2 separate regions of the Homo sapiens genome follow, and region 2 is linked to region 1. Evidence: chromatin contacts called from ENCODE Hi-C or POLR2A ChIA-PET data. All regions are on one chromosome and are shown on one strand. Each heading gives the region's core, a stretch centred on a gene start or an enhancer-like site at or near the end of the contact. The rest is flanking DNA. Distances are from core to core; before and after follow the strand shown.

Region 1 (3,286 bases), core at 295-2,794:
GATCAAAGACTTAGAAAATGCTTGTTTCCTCCTATTATTCTTATGAGAGCTGATACGGGGCTTTCAGTTTTGGGGGAGAGCCTTGGAAGAGAATGAGGGAATTTAATCAACTAGCGGGACCTTTCCAACTTACATTTCCCAGTGTTTGTTGGATGATACGTTTGCCTAATAAGTTAAAGCTTCCAAAAATAGAAAGGAAAGCTTGGTGACACTAAGCTCTGGCATGCTGTCATCTTCTGGCTAGGGGTCTTGTGCTTCTGTTTTTCTATTTCTGACCAAAGACATAAAATGTGTTGTGACCTCTCAGGTAATGCTGTGGTATCATGTCCAAGCAGTAACTAACCAGAGTGGAGTTTTTACAGGTAAAAAAGTATTGAATAGCTCAGCAACAGGGAGGACTTAATGATAAATTGCTTTTTCAGAAAATGACAAGGGGACAGACACTTGCGGTTCTTCCATTGAGAGCCTTAAGGAAGTTAAGCGAAGCCTCTGCTCACCCCTTCAAGTAACGATGACCCATCAGATCGTGGTCATAACCAGTAGCATCTGAGGCACCCCTAAGCTCTCTGGGCCCCAGATTCCTTGTTAAGTTAAATGAGGTGACTTCCCAGTTTACCATTCTAGGGGTTCCTGAGGAGTTAAAAATGAAGGAGAAAATGCAACATGTACCAAGTGAGCAAGAGCTCAAGGCTTATCTCTGGCACGAAAGTGACCGCTGTCCGTTAGAGATGTGATTGCCCTAGATTTCCTTTAGGAAATGCAAACATTGAACTCTGGCCTTCAGGACCCAAGTCCCGGCTTGCATCTATTCTATACACTTTCTGTTATTTGTTAGGGCTCACAAGGAACAGTTATTTATCTTTTATTTTCTATTTTTTTTTTAGAGATGGAGTCTCACTCTGTCTCCCAGGCTGGAGTGCAGTGGTGCCATCTCAGCTCACTGCAACCTCCACCTCCCGGGTTCAAGCAATTCTCCTGTCTCAGCCTCCTGAGTAGCTGGGACTACAGGCGTGTGCCATCATGCCCGGCTAATTTTTAGTATTTTTAGTAGAGGCAGGGTTTCACCATATTGGCCAGGCTGGTCTTGAACTCCTGATCTCAAGTGATCTACCCTCCTTGGCCTCCCAAACTGCTGGAATTACAGATGTGAGCGACCACACCTGGCCCATTTGTTTTCTTTCAAACCCTTCTGTAAGACCAGTGCTTTAGGTGAACACGTGGACAGAACAAGATCATCACTATTTTGCAATATGAAGACCAACTGCGCTGTGACCAGAAAAACAGAGGCAAAATGTTGAGCTTAATGATACCTTTTTATAATTTGTATTTGGTGTTTCTCAATTTTCCATTGGATAGTTTGAGAGATAAGTACAAGTCAATGACATGTTCTCTTTCGTACCCTATTGTCTAATCCTGCTAACACACACACACACACACACACACACACTGATTACCTAATTTATCTGTTCCCCGATTATTACACTCTCAATTGCTGCAGAGTCTCAGAAGCAGCATGGTGTAACAGAAAGAATATGAGGCTTAGAATCCAAAAGCCAGAGTGTGAATTCCAGCTCCACTGACTTGCTGCGTGACTTGAAGCAAGTCATTACGTGTCTCTGTTTACTCATTTTATGACTTTCCTATTGCCTCTGTAATATAGCACCACAAACGTGTGGACTTAAAACAACATGCATTTATTCTCTTAGCGTTCTGGAGGTCAGGAGTCTGACATCAATTTCGTTGGGCTAAAATCAAGATGTTGGTAGGACCAAGATCCCCGTGGAGGCTCTGGGAGAACCCATTTCCTTGCCTTTGCCAGCTTCTAATGCTGCATTCCTTGCATTCCTTGATTGTTGACCTCTTCCCCCATCTTCAAAGCCAGCAGAACAGCACCTTGTTTCATTGCCTTCTTTACTGTCAAATCTCCCTCTGCCTTCTTCTTATAAGAACACTTGTGGTTGCATTTAGAAGCTGTGATAATCCAGAATAATATCTTTATCTCAAGATCTTTGACTTGGTCTCTTCTGCAAAGTCTCTTTTGCCACAGAGGGAAATATTCACAGGTCCCAGGGGTCAGGCTGTGTACGTCTTTGGGGGACTTTATTCTGCCTACCACACTCATCTTTTTTTTTTTTTTTTTTGGATGGAGTCTTGCTCTGTCACCCAGGCTGGAGTGCAGTGGCATGATCTCGGCTCACTGCAACTTCTGCCTCCCCAGTTCAAGCAATTCTCCTGCCTCAACCTCCCAAGTAGCTGGAATTACAGGCGCCTGCCACCACGCCCGGCTACTTTTTGTACTTTTAGTAGAGATGGGGTTTCACTATGTTGGCCTGGCTGGTCTTGAACTCCTGACCTCAGGTGATTCCCCCACCTTGGCCTCCCAAAGTGCTGAGATTACAGACGTGAGCCACCATGCCCGGCCCCACACTCATCTATTAAGTAGAGCTAGGAATTCCTATCCTAAGGGACACAAAAATGAAAAAAGATAAAATTTGTGAAGAGGCACATAATGAAAGCCCATACATGTCACTGAGTTCAGAGGAGGGTGGGTCTGACCTCCCATTGGCTGGTCTCTGCCTGATGGACATCGTGAAGAAGAGAGCCAGGACTAGTGTGGCTGGGGGATGTTCAGGGGCCAGAGTGGCTTCAGGTGCCAGCAGCCCTGGCCGAAGGATGACTCCAGGAGCAAGGCTCAGAGCCGAGTGGAAGAAGCTTCATAAACGCAACTGAGCCAAGCATGATGGGATGTGCCTGTGGTTCCAGCTACTCAGGAGGCAGGTGGGAGGATGGCTTGAGTCAGAAGTTCGAGGCTGCAGTGAGCTATGATCACACTACTGTACTCCAGCCTGGGTGACAGAATGACACCCTGTCTCTAAAAAGAAAAGGCACCTGGATGCTCATGACCGAGATGGGGTGGGGTGGGTGGGGTGGGACAGCCGCACTTTATAACTTTGCTTTCAGCATGATGTGGATTAGTGTCTCCCATGTGGGAAAATTATGTTTACCACTTAGAGACCTGATAGTGCTTGCTTACCCCATAACGCTGGACGGTGGCAGGCTTAACTCCCCCATCAAGGGCCTTAATGTATTTGGGGCCCTAGTCCTAGCAACAGCAGCAAATCTCCTTTTTCTTTTCCTCGAGCTGGTTGTTCACCAGGCAGTTGGGATGTTAATGGGAAGAGAAGACACACACAAGTCCCTTGTTTTCAATAAGGCAGTCTGGTCACGTCCTTAGCAGGTTATTAATCTTTTTCAAACCCCTCCTCTCCACCAAGTTTTATGATCC
Region 2 (3,286 bases), core at 265-2,764, 570 kb after region 1:
TTAGGCTTCGAGGGATGACATTTTCTTTTTAATCCTAGCATGTGAAGTGGCCAAAGCTCAGGCTTGGGTGTCAGATGGGCCTGGGCAGGAACCCTGGCTGCAGTCCTTACTTGCTGGGGGTCCTCAGTCAACTGGTGGTGCTGGCCAAGATGACCACAGTGGCACTGACAGCCAGAGTCAGTTGCCTGCTAGCCATTCGGAGTGGTCAGTGCCCACGAGGTACCAGTTACTATGTGCTATGAATATTATCTCTAGACTGAATCCTATGAACTTCAGTTTCCTCATTTGCAATTTGGGAACAATCTAAGTCAAAGGTTGTTGTAGAATGTGCATAGGTAGGTGCTTTTCAGACTGTGGCTGCCACAGCAGCAGTAGCTGCCTTACTTGGCAACTTGCCAGAATTCTTGCCCTACCTATTGTGGTAGGCTGAATTCTCAAATGGCCCCCTGGTGGACAAGCTTTGCATGATCCCGGGACTCTGTGATGGATTCTGTTTCCACAGTTAGGTTATATTACCCTGGGAGATTATGTGGGGTGAACACTTAAAAGGGACCGGGTTCTTTCTGAAGTCGGAGAAAGGATGGGAGAGACATTCTCTGTTGCTGATTCTGAAGATGGAGGGGGCCATGTGGCAAGGACTGAGAGTGGCCTCAAGGAGCTAGAGTGGCCACGGGGATCTGAATGTGCTTAGAAGCAGATTCTCCGCAAGAGTCTCCAGACAGGAACGCAGCCCAGGAGAGAACCGGTTCCAGCCTTGTTAACCTTGAGCAGAGAACCCTGTTGTGCACATGGTGATTTCTGACCTACAGACCTGTCAACTAAGAAATGGGCATTGTAAGCCACTAGATTTGTAGTAATTTGTCACACAGCAATAGAAAACTAATATATATTTACTGAATCAGAAACTCTGCTGGTTTTTGTTTGTTTGTTTGAGACAGGGTCTCACTGTGTCACCCAGGCTGGTCTCAACGAGCCTTTGCTGAATCTCTTCCTTGTCAGAGGAGACTGCTGGTCCCCAAGATAGAAAGTAAAGGAGACCCAGCCCTGCTGTCAGGAAGCACCCGCCTCGGGTTGGAGTAAAAGTCACACATGGGACGGGGCTGTAAGTCTCAGCAAACAGCAGTGCGAGGGACGCACGTGGAAGAGGGGTAGTGAGGGCACCTTGTGGGCAGGAGAGCCTTTTAAAGACTGTATGACGTGAACTCCAAGATCTATCCTTGAAGGCCAGGGAGTGGTTGAAAGATGGAGCCCTCTGATTTCTGACTTCACTTCTGCAAAGCCTACTGTGTCATTTACTCCTCACCATCAGTGGAGCGAGAGCCTCTGGGACCACGTCTCCCGAGTCCCATGCCTGCCATCATGGTGCGGGCTGGACCAGCCTTCTTAGTGGGATATGTTCCCCATAGAAAGTAAACCAAGAGGCAAAAGCAAAGCAAAGCTACGAAAGCAGGCTCAGTGCCCCCGCCCCTTGTTTCAGTGTCACCTCAAGTTTGCTTCTTGCTCTCAGAGGGAGATCACAGCATTGCACAACGGGCAGTGTTGACTATTTGCTGGCCCTTGTCACCCACCCTTCCAAAACTCGGGCAGAGGACAATCTGAACACCAGTGTGACAGTTTCTAACAAAAGGCTTTGCTAGTACAGTGCCTGAGTGTGGGTGTCCACTGAAAACTAATTTCAGCCCTGACTAAGAAAGGCATCTCAGAAATGAGGAAGTGTATTTTGGGCTCCTGTGGTTTCTGATGAAAAATGCTGCAATGTGGGGCATGGGTGAAAGGGAAACACTGAGAAAATAGATGTGACCCCCAGTATGCTTCCTTGAAGAAGTGGGGGGCTGGCCAGGCCAGGCACAAAGATCCTTTGTGTTCCCTGAGCCTGTGACTTCTCCCGCTGTTTCTCAGCAGTTACACTAACGACATTGTGGAGGAAACAGCTTCTCCTTGCATGGCCCTGCCCCTTGCACTCTAGACTGTTTAGCCTCCCTGCTGGTCAGTCCCCTCTCCCTACAAATGCCAGCAGCTTTCCCCCAGTCCTTGCTGCAACCACAAAGTCTCGCAAGGATTTTCAAATGCCACTGGGAGGATAGCGGTGCCACCCATGGAGAATAATGACCCCAGGCCCTAAAATGAAACAGGTTGCTCTAACATTCGAAGAATAGCCCCAGCACACCAAATGCATTCACTTAATTTCTTGTTCAACAGAAAAGAATGACCTCTTTTAATACAGAGCTGCTTTGAAACATGTCATTTCAAACAGGTCCTAAGAAGATCCTGATATTTGTCTGTATCTTAACTGGATCTCTGTGGGTTGAAAAACGCTCATAGAAATGTTGAAGGACATCAGTCAATCTTTAATAAGATGAGATTTCTCAGAGATACAACATGCTGTTTGACCATCTGAAGGATGCTAAAAGAAAGTGATTTACTGAAATAAAATAGATAACAAACATTTCAGTGACTTAGAAAATGGCGAGAAATCACGTCAGGCAAGTTTATATTTTTGTGTTAAAAAATCCCCACCTAACAACACTCTCTTCCTTACATTTCTTCCCAGCAGGCCAAGAACTTACTAAACTCTGGCTCTAGAAGAAAATGACATTAAAATGCTGACTTTACAGGTATATAGTCTAGCATTTGTTGGCAGTTACTTATTAGTTTTTTTTTTTTTTTAGAAATGTAAAAACTATTTTCTTTGTTTCAAACGAATAGGCTCTAACTTAAAATAATTTACTTGTACAATTAAATTGTCTGAAAAACCCCAACAATGCTGTTAACACGTTGTTAACAGGTACACAACTCCCCTCTATTTTAGGAGCTGACGCAAAGAAGACAGCACAAACATGAACAAGAAAACAATCGCTGTCGCTTAAAAGCAACACCGTCTTAGCAGTTTAAAGACAGACACTGCATGCTCACATACTAACAATAATTATGAGTCTCCAACTCAGAGGGTAGAAGTCAGAAGACGCAAACAACATCCACCGTACCAGGAACTGAAGAATAGGAGGAAGCAGGTTTAGAATAGCAATGGGTTTTTCCCTGAGATGTACATTTTACAAGAAGCATTCAATTCCATTTTAGATATGGAAAAAGAGCGTGTTTTTCCCATTAAAAGGGGGAAACAGGAAAAGTATAAGTAGCTTGACCCATTATTATGTCCTACCTGGAAAAAAGTTTTTTTAAGTGGAGAAAATGATTAGTCATGAGTGCATGACTTATTAAAAATGACTTTCTGGGTAACAGAGACCAGATAATACCTACGTGAATAAATCTCTCCCCAAACCCTAGT

What was found. Hi-C counts contacts between places; a loop is a spot of excess contacts on that map. ChIA-PET counts read pairs that join two places held with the same protein, here RNA polymerase II (POLR2A). Pooled maps may share reads with other maps.
Region 2: a map with no recorded cell type shows a loop between it and region 1 (2.4-fold over the local background). The contact joins two enhancer-like sites. A Hi-C loop is called at or near these places in 2 of 37 single-sample maps with no recorded cell type and 2 of 50 pooled maps. POLR2A ChIA-PET finds 5 or more read pairs at or near these places in 1 of 52 experiments (naive thymus-derived CD4-positive, alpha-beta T cell).

The regions. Positions count from the first base shown.
Region 1 is chr21:33,970,092-33,973,377 of GRCh38, forward strand. It overlaps LINC00649 (long intergenic non-protein coding RNA 649), which reads left to right. Exons shown (of 3, transcript NR_038883.2): 3 at 1-1,095. Among named protein-coding and RNA genes, the nearest start is that of LINC00649, 41 kb to the left of the region's middle. RefSeq lists an enhancer at 1,589-2,278 and a silencer at 1,677-1,971. Within about 2 kb of position 1,545, at least 3 of the 41 ENCODE cell types and tissues checked have a DNase peak (open chromatin) inside an H3K27ac peak, as active enhancers do.
Region 2 is chr21:34,543,722-34,547,007 of GRCh38, forward strand. All of the region lies in intron 1 of RCAN1 (regulator of calcineurin 1), which reads right to left. Among named protein-coding and RNA genes, the nearest start is that of KCNE1, 33 kb to the left of the region's middle. RefSeq lists an enhancer at 1-3,286 and a silencer at 316-465. Within about 2 kb of position 1,515, at least 24 of the 41 ENCODE cell types and tissues checked have a DNase peak (open chromatin) inside an H3K27ac peak, as active enhancers do.